2 separate regions of the Homo sapiens genome follow, and region 1 is linked to region 2. Evidence: chromatin loops called from intact Hi-C (ENCODE). Cell type or tissue: CD4-positive, alpha-beta T cell. All regions are shown on one strand.

Evidence for each region. A loop is a pair of places that touch in the nucleus more often than their neighbours do. Peaks named below come from ENCODE experiments on the same cell type or tissue, not always from the same donor. Only the 100,000 strongest peaks of a DNase experiment are listed, where the experiment ranks them.
Region 1: a loop joins it to region 2, with 5 times the contacts of the local background. A loop is called at or near these places in 8 of 110 quality-filtered maps.

Annotation. Positions count from the first base shown.
Region 1 is chr6:99,585,719-99,593,718 of GRCh38, reverse strand. It overlaps the pseudogene TSTD3. Among named protein-coding and RNA genes, the nearest start is that of PRDM13, 17 kb to the left of the region's middle. RefSeq lists an enhancer at 4,403-4,572. In CD4-positive, alpha-beta T cell, a CTCF peak has its summit at 4,975; DNase peaks (open chromatin) are centred at 4,518 and 4,978; H3K4me3 peaks cover 1,051 bases; H3K27me3 peaks cover 3,908 bases.
Region 2 is chr6:100,461,163-100,469,162 of GRCh38, reverse strand. It overlaps SIM1 (SIM bHLH transcription factor 1), which reads left to right and starts at 4,242. Exons shown (of 12, transcript NM_005068.3): 1 at 4,242-4,549; 2 at 5,228-5,869. The coding sequence starts at 5,695. RefSeq lists an enhancer at 919-1,510. In CD4-positive, alpha-beta T cell, no CTCF peak of the experiment used is centred here; no DNase peak of the experiment used is centred here; H3K27me3 peaks cover 7,866 bases.

The sequences.
Region 1 (8,000 bases), 880 kb after region 2:
AAAAGTTTTTCTCTTCTGTGATAACATGACAGACATTTCAGTGCCTACTTGCCTCAGAAAGAGGAGCTTGACACAGAGCAGCAATCAGAAGCTACTTACTCTTTCATCATTAGAATATGTTGCCGAGTAATTAATGAAGTTGACAAGTTGAAGGCAATTTTCTGGTTCTTGTTTTAACAACAATTTAACTTTGTTTTTTATAACCCAATGATGCTGGATAAAATAAAACCAATTGACAGAGAAGTCAGGACAGGACTTGGTTGTTTCTGAATATGAAAAATATCTAGAAAGATGCTTCATCTTTATCCTTTACCTTATTCTGTTGCCCTCATAGCATACATGAATTCAGTTTTTAAATACTTATTTTTAATTTTTTAAATATATAACAAATCATGCATAGCAAAAGTTTTATTCCGTAGAATTCATACTCTCATTCTCTGATTTTTACATTTCACTCAGTCACAGCTTAGAGAAGTTGTGTAATATTGCCAAAAATAATGGCTCTTTTGATTTCCACATAATTTTTCCAGTGATTGTTTTTTCTCTCTTCTGGGGTTAATTTCCTGTAGCAAACTGTTACATAATCATCCCCAGTGAATTGAACCTCCTGGTATTCATGCTCTTGCATAATCTCCTTTCATAATGATCTTAAGCTTTGCCATATGACTTGCTCTGGTCAGTGGGACATCAGTAAATGTGACACAAGCAGAAGTTTCAGCACTTGCACATTTGTGTCATCCCCTTTTAATATGCTATCGATTGCCATATGAAGAAGCCTGATCTAGTCTTCTCAAAAGACCACACAGAGCAAAAGGTCCAGCCCTCAGCTCTCCACCAAATGAGTATAGCCACTTAGTGAGCCTAGGTGAGACTAGAGAAAGATCCATCCAGGTAAGCCCAACCCAAATTGCAGAATGGTGAAAAAATAAAGTGTTGTTTTATGTCACTAAGTTTTAATAACCAATTAGTTATTCAATGACAGATAATAGATAGCTACCCCTCCTCTGAATGAATATAATTAAATACAACAGAGATAAATGTGGGGGAGACTGCCTTGATTCAAATGATCAGTGGTCTAGAAATGTGAGAAGGTAAACTATTTAGACAAGAGATAGCCAACAAACTGGGGATTGTGACTGATCACAGGTATGGAAGATATTAAGATATCAACCCAAAAACCATCATCCCCATATGTTTTTTGCTAGCAGAACCCTGAGTTTGTGTAAAAGTGGTCAAGTGCTTTAGGGAATGCAAAGTCCCTCCAGACTCCAAGAGGTGAAACTTGATTAACTTAAGTCAGTCATGGTAGTTCCTTTACCTTCATTTTTGACTGGTTTAGGAACAGGCATGTGAAACAATTATGGCAAAAAAAAAAAAAAAACAAGTGAGAGCAAGTGTTTTGGAAGTACATGGGAACCGTTTTCTTTCATCTTAAAAAGGGTGTCTAAAAGAAAACAGTCTCCATTATTTCTGTGTTTGCATGTTTTGTGAGAATGAGATTCTTAGAAAAGCAGCAATCAATTGTGAGGAAACAAACCTGAGGACAGAAACCAATATCCACATCAAAGAATAAAGAAATGTTAGGTGTTTGTTTGAATAATTAGGCAATAGTTTCTGTAACCTAAATGTGAGATGTGGGTATTTTGATTTGCTTCTTTCTCTTGCACATTGGGAATTGAAATGAGAGGGTGTTTTGACTAATTTTTCTAACTAATGTTTTGCCTCCTATGCTTGCAATTAATTTACCTTTCAGTATTGTTTGGTCTTTTAAAAACTGGTTAGAAACTTGTAAGAACATTACAACTCTATCTCCTTTTCTGAAAATAAATGTGAACAATCGATTCTACATTCTTGATACAAGAAATGTTACAGTGAACGCTGGAATCTCAAAAAGACTTCTCTCTCTGGAGCAATGCAATTAGATTTTCCAGTGATTAAATGGGTCATCGCCGATAAGAAGTTATTGCTCAGGGCATAAGATTGTACTTCATTCCATCAAAGTGATGCTCAAGTTCAGAAAGCCGCACAGAAAGCACCCTTAGACAAACACAGACGTGGGAAAGGAATAAACTTGTGAGGCTCCATCAGTTTCCCCATTTGGCTCTTCAGCCCCCTTGCGAAACTGTCTGACCTCGGGCATCTGCGGAAACGCAGACGCTGAGGAAGCACCGACAGAGGAGCGCTTGGGATCTCTGCGGGCCCAGCCCAGACCAGTAACCTGCAGCCAATGACTGACGTCCCAATCCCTAGTCTGGGGACTGGGGGCTGGGGCGGCGCCACGCTGCTTTCCCGGGAGCCAGAAGACTCTGCTGGACCACCGAGCTCACGTGCAGAAAAGCTCGAGGCCCAGCCTCTGCCCCTGTGACAGGCGCCCAGGGAAAGAAGAGAGCCCTGGCTTCCTCAGGGGTCGGGGGATGGGGATGGTAAGGACGCCGCGCCGGGGTCCCTCTTCTGTTGGGGGTGGACGTGCCAGCAGGTCAGGCTGTTTTCCTGAGAGGACGGAAAGGGAAGGCTCGCTCCTGTCTCCTCAATCCCAGGGCCCCGCGGAACCCCCCTTCTGCGCTGGAACTTGGCCTCTTCTCTGCAGTGTCTCCCCCCCACGTCTCAGGCCGAGTTTATGCCTTCTTAGAGATCGACTTCTGTCGCTATGGCCCTTTCAAATCCTAGAAAGCAGCCTGCGGAGAGAGAACCGCGCGCTGAAGTGCAAGTGGCCACGCGCCTCCCGGCGGGCGCCAGCAGCTGCCTCAGGACGGCCGGCAGAGCTAGGCGGCTGCGTCCGTGGGCACCCCACCCCCGCCGGGCACCACCGCCCCGCGCTCGCGCCCTGCACCCTACCTGGTGCCTCACACCCCTCGGGGAGCGCTGCTAACTTGTCGGGGACAATGCGCAGTGAACCGGCCTTAGGGTTCCGAAGCTCGCACAGTGGGAGGAAGGCGACGAGGGGAAGGAAGGCAGATGCCCTCTGTGACTGTACCAAGCTGGTATTGGACTCCCTAGGCAAGAAGCCTTTTAAAATAATTTCATTAAATGCTTTTTTACTGATGATAATGACATCAATAATAATAAAAGAGATCCTGGCGCTCACATTCGTCTGTAAGAGTTTGGTAGCCCCTCTCTTGGTATGACCATCATTCATGCTTTCCATGAACACACAATGAGCACTCACTGTGCGGCAGCTCTGCTCGTGCTTGACTAGGATCATCCTAGCCCCTCCCAGGCCTCTCAAATATGAACTTCCCCCGTGTTTTCAGGAGCACTGCAAGGTAACTGTTACGTAGTTTTCAAAAAGTCTGGAGAGCCTGGTGACCATGACAAAGAAAGGCACAGTCATACATAGGAAAAGGATGTCTAATTTACTTGCATTGTTCCAGGCTCCATGCCAGAGTCAGGCCTAGGTTTTGATCCTCTGGAGAAAATGTACCAAAGTCGATGGTTTGAGGGACGTCAGTCACTGCCTTCTGGAAGACTAGGAAGACTGGAAAGATTATTTTTCTCATGCTTAACTGTTTACCTTTTTTTTTGTTAAGACAGGATCTCCCTGTGTTGCCCAGGCGGAACTCAAACTCCTCCGCTCAAGCGATTCTCCTGCCTCAGCCTCCCAACAGCTGCGAGTGCCATCGTGCCCTATTACTTTTGTTTAAAAAGGTTTGAATATTTAAAATCAGTTCCATTTAGTCAAAGAGTTACAATTATAGTTCAACTAAACCTGCAGTCAATGTAAGTATTCATACCCTAAGAAAAAGCACCACAAAATGATGTCTGTGATTGTTAACGGTTGATTGGTTTCCTGTGTCCATAGTGGACAATATTATGAAGCATAGACAGAGAAACATGTTTACTAAGAAGCTTTTTTTTCCTTCCAGGAAATTCTGTAGGTGAAAATGTTGAAATTGTCAGTTGAAATATCTGGTGAAGTCTAACATTAACATTAAATAAAAAGCAAGTGACAGGAGAGTACTGATGTATATTCCTCTTGGGAGATTAACTCTTTCTCTGCTAGTCCCCCCCTCACACCCCCACCCCTGAATTTGCCCACAGCCATAGCAGGGCCGTCAGTGTTTCGGGATGCCAGGCAGACGTAATTCGGCTTCAGAGCGCCTTGCTTAAGCAAAAGGCTGTGTGTACGTTCCCCAGGAGTCCGAGGACGGGCAGGCTGGCAAAGGCTGGCCCTGGTCACCGCTGGGAGAGGACGCCCCCGGGCTGGCTGCTGTTGCTGCTGGGGCTACTCCTCCCCGCCCCGGTCCTCCTCCAGCTTCTCAGCCGCAGCCGCGCTTCCTGCTCTGGGGCTCTCGCAGCTGTTTAGGTTTAAGGTACAGGAGGAATTTCAAGCTTTTTCTGATCCCATCCCACCCGCCCCCATCCCCCGTGAGACTGGCCTCTGGGCACCACGGTCTCTTCTGTCTCCATCCAGCTCAAATCGAAGCTTGGAGAGGAAGCCCCACAGCTGCGGTTCGACCCTGCCCCGGCAGACCGAGATGAAAGCAGCTTGCGGAGGCTGCTCCGGCACCCGGCGCGGGCACGCGAGGGAAGAAGCCCCGCGCAAAGCAGCGCAGCCTTGGCTTTTGAAGCTGCCCTCTATGCACTTCCTCCGGCTTCCAGCCGGAATCTACGACCCATCCGCAGAGCGGGCTGGGTAAGGTTGTGCGGCAGCAGCAACCCCGAGGGAAAGAATTTTGTTTCTTTTTGAGGCCCTGCTGCATTTCTGGTTCCCAGCCTGGAGCAGGGGGCGCCTCGCTCCCCGGAGTCCCACAGGCTTGGGCCGCAGCTGGGCCGACGCGGTCGACAGGTGTGTGAGGCCGAACCCCGGAGCACCGGGAGGCGGCTGGGAGCCAGGGCAGAACGCCTGGGGCGCATCCTCAGGGAGGAATCATCTGGCGTTCAAGCCGCTCTCGGGTCTTTTGCTGGATCTGCAGATCGGCTCACGCAGCAGGAGCCCAAGGAGCAGAACCTGGGCATGCCAGACTTTGCAGTCGCGCACGCCACCCAGCGCCCGCCTTGCGCTGGTCTCAGCTGGCGTTCCCTCTATTAGGCAGATCGCTTAGCGCTTGGGTCGGTTTTAGTTCTCCAGTGTCTCTCTCCAAAGGAAGCGCAGTGTAGTCGTTACTTCTCTACTCTCAGCTCCTAGAGCGATACCGGGCACACAGCAGCGCGCAATAAAGTATTGGCTCTTTCATTTAACATGTGTCTGTTGAGCGCTCACTATGTCCTAAACACCCAAGGCCTCCAGCCTCAGGAAGCTTAATTTCCAGTTGTTTGGATGAATGGGAAAACAATAAGGTATTGTTCTTGCGTTGCTATAAAGAAATACCTGAGGCCGGGTAATTTATAAAGGAAAGAGGTAGAGTTGACCCACGGTTCTTCAGTCTTTACAGGAATCATGGTGCTGGCATCTGCTCAGCTTCTAGGGAGTCCTCAGGAATCTTACAATCATGGTGGAAGGTGAAGGGGGAGCAGGCACGTCACATGGAGAGAGCAAAGGCAAGGTAAAGAAAGAGGGAGAGAGAATCGAAGATGTGATTGGAGGGATCTTCCACAGTGATCAGCTCTGTGTCCTGTGGACAAATTACCTGCTTTCTATGGAATTTAGTATATTTTCTCTTTACCTAGATAGGAAGATTTAGTTATAAATGTAACCTGCAATTCCAGTCTTTTAGAAGAGGACTTAAAGAGGACAAAGACTTAATAAGTGAGAGGAAAAAAAAGTGAGAGCGGAAAAAAAGAATAAAGTGAAAGGGGCACCCAGACCGTCCAACAATTAAAAACAAGCCCATAGCCAAGCACGGTAGCATGCACCTGTAATTCCACCTACGGGGGAGGATAGTTTGAATCCAGGAGTTTGAGGCCAGCCTGGGCAACATAGTAAAACCCCCATCTCAAAAGAGATGCTGGGGCTAACAACATGTCTCATTTTCCCTTTTCACAAAGAAGCATCATGAGTTTAAATCATATGAACTTTTCTCTGTTTTTAATTTAGTTCAAGGACTGCCAATCAAAGGAACTAGAATCATAAAACAGGTACATCCTGACAACTTCACCCTGAAGTGGGAACACCACTACCCCAATACTTCTAGCTTTCTCTTAAGCCACTTTAGCTTCTGGCTTTCAAAAAGACCTGTGAGGCCTGAGTTAAGAGAAAAAGGACAAAGTATTTCTTCCTGTGTTCTTTGAACAGAATGCCCCTGAGATTCTAACCTCTGGGAGGCATACTTTTTTCACTTCAGCTCCTGAAAATGACTTTGTAAAGGAAACTGATTAATTTGGGTGGAGGGGTGATGGAGTCAGATGAAAAAGTCAGGAAAATAAGTTCAGGGAAGTAAGACCAAATGAAAGATTCCTGAGTTATTAGCCAGACTTTTACTGGGATGTGGAATTTGGTTTACTGTCTGTAATTAAGAGGTTGAGCTGCTTTTTTTCAGAAGTGTGGTACCCTGTCTAGTGGGCCTCTTTGAACTTAGATTTTGGGTCTGTAAAGCTTTTCATTTGTTGTTGTTTTTTTTAAATCACATTTTCTGAAGAATTCCATACATAGTCCCAATATTAGGAAGTAGGCCTAGCAGTTATTATTATTCTAATTTTTTTAATGAGCGTCAGATAAGTTACTTATCCAAAGCCACATGGTTGGTGAATAGAGGAGCCCTTGTTAGCATCTGGGTCTGATACTTAGCTCAGCGTCCTGCCCACCATTCCGCAACAGGAAAAAAAATTTTAAAACTTAACCAATAAATATCTATTGACAACCTATTAGCAGCTCAGCACAGTAGGAAGGCCTGTGGAAGTGTGCTATTTGCTGGTCCTTAATATGTTCAATGTTGACACATACCTGCTTTGTTCCTTCTTGGCACTATCAGTATAATATAGAAGTCATACACACTCTAGGCACACAGTCTGGAATTACTTCCTGGCTGCAGCATTCTACAGCCACACTTCATTTTATTGTGTTTCACAGATATTGTGCTGTTTACAATGGAAAGTGTGTGGTGACTCTGCATTGAGTACATCTATTGGTGCCATTTATCTGTTATGGTGATCTGCGATCAGTAATCTGTGGTGTTATTGTTGTAATTCTTTTGGGGTTCCATGAACTATATTTATATAAGTCAGCAAACATAATTGATAAATGTGTGTGTTCTGACTGCTCTACCGACTGGCAGTCCCCATCACTTCCCCTCTCTTCAGGCCTCCCTATTCCCTGAGACACAGCAGTGTTGAAATTAGGTCAGCTACACCCTACAATGGCCTCTAAGTGTAGGGTGAAAAGTAAAAGTGTTCAAGTGAAAAGAAAAGTTGCAAGTCTCTCACTTTATATGAAAAGCTAGAAATGGTAAGCTTAGTGAGGAAGGCATGTGGAAAGACAAGACAGGCACAAAGCTTGGCCTCCTACACCAAACCATTAGCCAAGTTGTGAATGCAAAGGAAAAGTTCTTGAGGAAAACTAAAAGTGTTGTTCCTGTGACCATACAAGTGATAGGAAAGCAGAACAGCTTTATTACTGATGCAGAGAAAGTTTGAGTGGTCTGAATAGAAAATCATACTAGCCACAATATTCCCTTAAACCAAAGCTTATTCCAGAGCAAAGCGCTAACTCTCTTTAATTCTGTGAAGGGTGAGAGAGGTGAGAAAGCTGCAGAAGAAAAGTTTGAAGCTAGCAGAGGTTGGCTCATGAGATTTAAGGAAAGATGTGGTCTCCAAAACATAAAAGTGTGAGGTGAAGCAGCAAGTGCTGATGCAGAAGCTGCAGCAAGCTAACCAGAAGATCTAGCTAAGATTGCTGATGAAGGTAGCTATACTTAACAATGGATTTTCTATGTAGGTGAAACAGCCTTCTATTGGAAAAAGATGCCATCTAGGACGTTCATAGCTAGAGAGAAATCAATGCCTGGCTTCAAACTTTAAAGGAAAATCTTCTGGAAAGGATTCATCATTTGTCATAACTATTAAGAACATTTGTGGGCTGGGTATGGTAGCTCACACCTGTAATCCCAGCACTTTGGGAGGCCAAG
Region 2 (8,000 bases):
TCTCCAGAGTTAGAACGCCTCAGTTGAGTGCCTGTATTCAGCGTTGCTGAAATTTATGCACACACAGCGTCCTCCGCTCGATTTCTGGAAAAGAAAAGTGTGAAAGCGCAGGCACCTGGAGCGGCAGGCACCCACCTGCTCCCATCCTCAGAATGCACAGAATCAGACCTCTTTCCAGCTAGCAATTATATTTTAAAATAATTATATTCTTTAAAGCTTAAAATTTATGTCTGCAAATACAGTGGTGCACAATTCAAGAAGCACTTATTTCCCAGCGGCCGTTCAAGGTTATATATTAGACCACGGTTTCCAATATCTGGAAAATTAACCAGAATATTTAGAGAAACTATATGAAACCCTTACTTGTATTCGCCAATCTCATTTTCCAACTTGGTGCATTTTCTTTTTTTCTTTCTTTCTTTTTTTCCAGTGTGTAACCACTGAAGTGAATTTGGGGGTATTTCACGGGTCAATTTAGGGAGACAACTGAAAAGCAGTACCTAGGAAAAGGGTTTTTTTATATTTATATACATAAAATATACTTTTCAAAACGTCCTGATCAGACAAGTAATATTTACCATAACTTCTAAATAGTAAATATGACCATATTTTGGGGGGCTCCTTCTACACTTTGTTTAGGGTCAAGGCTACAAGTGGCCCTTGTTTCTGCCTCAACATCATAACGACTCTCAGAGATGTAAATGTCTAAATGTGGTAAAAATAAATGAGTCTAGGACAGGATTACGTTAACTAATATACTTGGAACTAGAAAATGTTAATATTTCCTAAGACAATAATATGTCCCTAGATAACTTGTCCTTTTCAGTGACAGAGTGAACATCTGGATGTAACATACTGAGATGTTCGAGTGACCATCTTCAGATTTTGTATCTTGGTTATAAATATATCCTTCATCCTGACCTTGGACATTGAGCAAAATCCATGTGTGTGTGCTTTGTGCAACTGTGCATGTGGGATGTGCGAGCATGCAAAAGTGTATGTGTGCGTCCCTAGCAGTCTGCAAAAAAATAAAGAGAATGGTGGTGGACAGAAATCATTCTAGTTTTGATAAGATGCTCAAACAGCCTGGAGCAAAGAAGAGTCATTAGAGGAGTTTTTGGAAGGCAGGGTGGAGGTCTGTGCCAGAGCAAGGGTCGGGGGCCGAGGCATTGAACCCCGGTTCGGCGGTTTGCACCGGAATTCCAGTATGTGTTCACTCGTTCTTTTACAACCGAAAGTTCACCTTCTGTAGTCTTGATTTTGCCTTTTGCGGGGAGGGGTCAGAAGGCCCTTGAGGTGCCCGCTCCCCCTTCTTTCTGGGTGCGCGCGGCATGCTAGACATTGCTCACAAAGGCGCGTTGGTTCCAGAATCTACCCGGCCTGGCTCCCCTGGGGTAGAGTCACGGACGCCTGCATGTCCTGGCCTCCGGGGTCCGGGGCAGGCTCCATGAGGGCAGCATCCTGGGTTGCCCCAGAAGTGGCAGGGACTCTTGGGGGAACAGTGTCGCCATCACACTAGGCTGTTCGCCCTGCTTGGTGGGGGAAGGAGGGAGACACTTTTTTGCAGCCCCGCATGGGTTTTCTCCCACATCAGGATCGCATTCTGGGTGCCTGAGGGCCAGAGGCTAGGTTTTAAGGCCACCGGCTCAAGGAGGTGGCGGCCTAGACTCTATAAGGATCTCTATTTGGGGTTAGTGGGTCGCCCGTGACCGTCTCTTCCTTTCTGGGGCTTTTCTCCTTATATTGGCAAAACGATTAGTCTCTGAGCTTCAAGAAATTCATTTAAAATTTCCCGTGCTAGAGGCGAACGTAAATTCGCAGAACACGTGGGAGGCACCTGAGGTTCCGGTTCACGGTTCACGCCTCCGGCTACAGGGCGCGTGGGGGGCTGGCAGGCGGGGTCGTGGGGAGGGTGCAAAGCCAGGTCCCTGGGCCCGGGAGGGGGAGTGAAGGAGCAGCGTTCCGGCTCCAACCTAGGTTCAAAGATTAGAAAAACAGGTGTTACGTCGTCATGCTAATTCACTCTCTCGGTAAACGCGGCTCAGACAGTTGTGTGCTGAGGACTTAGCGAGAGGCCGTCACCTCGTGGTCGTGCATTCACTTTGTTTATTAAACGACATCTACTTGGCTCATTGACAACTGAGCTTCACTGGGACATTGGAACAGCCCGCCCAGCCCCCCAGGACGTCAGCCTTAAGCGTGAAGACTTCCTTACTCATTTTGCCCATCTTGCTTCTGAAGGCAAAATTACTGCATTTTTTCTTCTGGAAACCCAGCATTACCTGACTCCCTACCTCCACCCCCCGGAAGTCCCTGCTGTGGACACAGGTTTCAAACCCCAGAGAGGCACTTCCACACCGGCATGTTGTTTTAAGTAGAGATAGGGTTAGAGTAACCGCGGTCTTGACTGAAATCCTCTCTAGAACACAGTCGAATGGAAAACCTCCTCTTAACCCTAAGTGTCATTGCTTCGCCTGGCAGCTATATGTGACCTGGTTGGAGGGGAGAGGAGGGTCAAGAAAGGTTATTTCCCCTCTCCACACGCACCCTCCACCCCCGACTTTACATGTAGTAGCCAACTTGACCTTATCTGATCTTTCTGGAATCTTGTGTATAAGTGAGCCACAGTGCATCTCTCGCTATCTTCTAGCTATGTCTTGTTAAAAGCGCATCATTGGGTGGTTGGAAGGCGCCCAGAACCAGATCTCTAAGTGGCTACAGCCACTGGGGAAATGACTCCTCCTAGATTAGAGTCCATTAGCTGGATTCCAGTTTTGAAAGACCTACAAAATCTCCGTGCTTCTTTCTTTTTCTTTCTATCCAAAACTTTCACCTCCTCCAGCCAGGTGTTGCCCAGATATGTAAATAACACCAGAAAGCTGCTGTTGTCCTTCTACGACTATCTTACTGCCATCGGGCGGCAAGGAGGTGGCAGATGTCTGTATTTTTGAACAAACACTCTTAAAGTTGTTCTGAATATCAGCAGAATGGCACACACCCCTCTTCAAAGTATTTATTTTCTCAGTGGCAATTAGCGCCACAAACGAGAGGATGAGTGCCCCGTCACTGGTGTTCTCACTGATTTTTATGGTAGATGAAACAACTCCCTCCAAACGCACCTCTAGGAGCCGAATCTGGTCACCGGCGTACCAAAACCAAGCCGGGAGTCGAGTCTGTAGGGGGTGATTCGTGAGGACAACAATTGTTTTTGGGACAATTTGACTTTTTCTTGATGCTACCTGTTGTGTTTTCTCAGATGAGAGAAAGAGAAGGCGGTTCAAATTAGAGGGTCTCTAAAAGATAATTAGTCAGCAAGAGTCCTGGTGAGCGTTTGTTTAAACAGCTCCTATTAGGGAACCGCGAGCATCGTTAAGTTCATTCATGTAGACTGTATCCTTTCTGTAAGGAATAATCATGTTGGACTTTTGTTTCCTGAAACAAAACCCGACAAAGAGTTGGCTAATGTTTAAGATAAAGGACTGTTGGGAGCTATGTATCTCTATATCAATCATTCTATTTTGCCCTGAAATGTAAGCTTTTCCCCTAGTGTCCCCCTAGCTGCTCCCCATAGGAAAACTCCCCGGCCGAGTTTCCACGGTGAAAAAAATCAGCCCCAAACCCAAGCCATTTCGAAAAAGACGCACTTCTTTGGGATTAATTTAAAGACAGTTATTGTATTTATTTCCTCTGGCAATGAATTCCGTGTCGCCATGGTTTCAGAGAAACGAGAAAGAGAAAATAACTCCCCAAACCGGCCTCGCGCACGCCGTCGGCCAGCGACTGCCAGCGGGATGGGCCTTTGGGCGAACCCTGCCTCCTCCGCCGGTAGACCTAACCCGCAGGCCCGACCTCCGCTGCCTCCGGACGTTCCCGGTTCTGCTGGGCCGCCGCGCTGGACTGAGCGCTCAACCACCCGACCCCAGGGAGCTCGAGGAGCGCGGGTCGCGCACGACGTCGGGAAGGCCCAGGAGGCCGCGAGCAGCGGCGGCAACCGGACAGCGCCGACCCGGCACCCTGAGCTCATTAGGAGTCCAGCGGTCCCGCGGGTAGTAAGATTCAGAGCCCGGAGCCTGGGCGCGCGGAGGGCGGCTCGGGGCCGACTCGTGTCACTCAGCCCTATTGGCCAATGAGCGCCTCGCCCCTGGCCGCGCCAGGCCAATGGGAGGCGAGGGGGCTTGTGAGTGGCATTGAGGGAGGGCGGGAGAGAGGCGGCCCCGGAGTGAAGTTGAAGCTAAACCCTTAAGCTATAAAGAAGTTACGGGGGGCAGTTTTCGGCTTCCAATTAGGAATAATAGTGAACTGGCTTCGTAGCAACTACGGAGGACCAGGATTCTAAAATCACCTCACTCGTCCCAAAGCTTGCATCCTCCTCTTTCTGCCACGCACCCCTCCTCCAATTCATGATCCAGAAAAGGGAGCCGGGAATGCTCTGCTCCTCTCTGCCGGTGGGAAGCGGAGAGGCCGGCGGTGTCGCTGGGTTGGACGGTAGGCATGAGAACAGTTAAGAGATGGGCGCCCCCGAAACCTCTGCCGCTTGTGGGGACTGAAGGTAGGTGAAGCAGAAGACGCCCCGCGCCCGCCCAGCAGCCCCGCAGCTCCGCGGTGGTGTGGGAGAGGCCGCGGCGCCTCCCACCCCCGGGGGAGCCTGCGAGGGGCTGTCGCGAGCGCGCCACCTGTTAACCTGGCGCTGCTGGGCCCCGCTTGTTGCAGCCCCTGCTGGGCAGCCAGAGCGCTGGGTCGCCTTGGGAGTCCCGAGAGACTTGGTGTGTAAGTGTCACTTTTTGAGGAATCCCTCAGACTTGAGACCCAAGTTAAAGAGGTAGCCAAGGTCCAGATCTGCCAAGGTAGGGAGCTGAAAGGCCCCTGCCTCGCCTTGGAGGAATTCTGATTTGCGGAAACCTGCTTTCCTGGGACGTGCGCCCGGCCTGGGCGCGGACTCGGGGATCCGCGGCGGAAGATCCCTTGCGGGTCTTCAGAAATATGTATTTTGTTGTTTGGGCAACTTCCCAGGGGTCTGGAGGATGCGGCTGGCATGGGTGAGGGAATGCCAGCATTATTTGCAGGGGGCTGTCTCGCTGCCGATTTACCCGTTTCTTTAAAAACAAACCCAAAACGCCTGGCTAGGCGCACTGAGGCCCTTTCCGGCCGTGTTTTTGGAATTGGGACGAGTGTGTGAGTACTTGTGGAGCCGCTGATCTCTTATGCTCTGATGCTGTTGTCTTCACAGGGCCTTGAAAGAGTTGTCTGGGGTTCCTGCTCTTCCCAAAGGGGCTCGGAGATACCTTAAATGCCGCGAGACTGAAGAGCAAACGTCAGGGATTATTATGTCGATTTTCCGAGGACCAGGGTTCGCAGCTGGCAGTAGAAGAAAAGGCTGGCTCCTCAGGGGTCCCACTGGCATTTGATACCCTGAACGACCCTCAGGATTGCCCAAATTCGGTGGATCGCCCAAATTCGGTGGATCAGCAACTTTCCTATACTGCATCCCGAATTTTCAAAGAACATATTTTCCGTTCACCCCCGCTGGTCTTTTACTGCCATCAATACACTGTTCTTGGTGCAAATACTTCAGCCTCTTTATTCAAAGTATGTTTTATGTTTTTGCCAAATATGATCTCTAATTGAAAGTTTATTTTTGGTTTTGGATGAATCTGCGGAGCTTAAGTTGTGAGAAGAAAGGGGGAACAAGACACAATGAAAGAAAAGTCCAAAAATGCTGCGCGGACTAGGAGGGAGAAGGAAAACAGTGAATTTTATGAACTGGCTAAATTACTGCCTTTGCCCTCGGCTATCACCTCGCAGCTGGACAAAGCATCCATAATCAGACTCACGACCAGCTATCTCAAAATGAGAGTGGTGTTCCCAGAAGGTAAGTGACTTTGCCCAGATGGAATTTCAAAGGCAGAAGGGGCCGGGGATTTGCCAGGCAATGAGCCGACATCAGTGACCAGAGAAATGCATACATATTTACATATATATTTTGCAAAGGGAAGTTTAGCTCGGCTGCTTCACTAAGGTCCTCACTGAACTCAGAATTTCTGTCGCTTTTTTGAGGCTCCCTCTACCTCCCCATCAATACTTTCTCTTCAGTCCATCAGATATGTTTGGTTGGGAAGCAGCCCAACAGTCCTTTTGTCAACACTTCAGATACTAGGCTCAATTGAAAGTACTACTAATCCAAACATGACTTTCTTTTTTACTCCTCTTGTTAGAATTTTGTCCAGTAAAAACCAGGAGCACCGCCTAATTCTGTATTTTTTTTTTGCCAGGTGTGGATAGACCCATGTACCTGGAGCTAGATAGGCCAGATAATAATTTCTCTATATATCTAAAGATTTGCAAATGAGTAACATGCATATTTGTGAACAAGTATGCCTGAATTTACTCAAGTTCTTAAATAAATTCTAAGCAAATTTATTCCGAGTTTTCAAGACATTCGCAGATTCTGAAACTAACTCTGGAGCTTGATGATTTGCAACTGTGGGCTTGATGTTATCTGTAAGATAATAGGCTAGTCCTAAAATACATAAGATTGAATTAAGATGGCTAGCCCGCTTAGAAAATATCTTCTGGGTGGCAGGTTGGCAAATAGATCCTGAGAAAATTGTCTTATAAGGCCTAGAAGTTAGAATAGCTGAGCTGTTGACATGATTTAAAACTCATATTTAGATTATCAAGATTCACTGTGTGAGGACAGAGCAGCTTTCATAGAACACTGTCCTATATACAACCATTTATACTTACTAGAAAAGGACACTTTTCTATTTGTCCATCTTTTCCTTTACTTGGATTCAAATAATGCAAACAGATTTTTAAAAATATTTTAGATATGTCTTTGCTGGGGGAAGGGGATTCAGAAATGTAAAAGAGGGATTACTGAACAAGCAAACAAACAAAAATCCAAGGGAAAGAATTGTGTTTATTTACAAATGAGAACTTCTGATTTGACCCCTGGAGGTTTTTGTTGTTGTTGATTTTAGATGTTTGGGGTTTGTGGTTTTCCGTTAAATGAATGGATGAGCAGGAAACAGTCATTATTGGGTTTGCAGTTTCACTTTGCTTGATCATGACATAAAAGTTATTATCTAAGTCAAAAAGCCTGCAAAACATGCTCCAAATTAGTGGAGCATGAAAAACATGCTCCAAGCTAAAGGAAAACTTTCAAATTATAGTTCAGTTCTACCTTCAAACTACAAGTGATGCTTTAGTCGTTCCCTCCTAAAGCAGTTCCTTGAACAGTTCTTCTCTGACCCTGGAAACTGTGGGGAAAAAAGAAATGAAAGCCTAAAGTACCTGAAAATTAAAAAAAAAAAAAAAAAAAGAAAGAAAGAAAGAAAAAAAGAAGAAAAAGAAGGGGAACTTATATACTAAAAACCACATTTCCCGTTCAAACTGTGCTATGAATTGTTGATGGGATAATTACCATTATACCACACTGCCTTCTATTTAAAAAAGAGATCTCGTTGTCTTTTATACTGTCAGCGCCTACTTTATAAAAATAAAGCTATTGCGAACTCCGCTGGCCGCACTGTTCCTAACAGGATTATTAGCAGTGATTTGTCAGCCCCTGCGGTCTCAGTGGGCTCCCTTTCTGCGTGATTTCCAGCCGGTCTCGTCAATTATTGGTGCCGATGTCGCTCGCTGTTTGATCAGAAGCAGCATATGGTGTTGCTTGTGGGGCTGCGAGTAATCGCGGGAGGAGAAGAATAGCAGGGCGGCGTTCTGGGGCGGGCACCGAGCCGGCCGGGAGAGCCCGGGGAGTCGGCCGGCCAGGGAAGCTAGTCGGCTTGGTGTAGACCCGGGGGCAGGCGCAGCTGGGAGGAAATCGGGCTGTTTTCTGCTGTTGTTTTGTTTTTGTTTTTAAAAGAGCAAGCCTTTTTGCATAATTAAGTGCTAACTCTACACATTATAAGTCTCGTTATAAATAAATAGGAACAAAATAAACTCTTACAGCCAACCTCTCGTTATTTTTAAAGAGAGCGCCAATGAAGGCTCCCGCT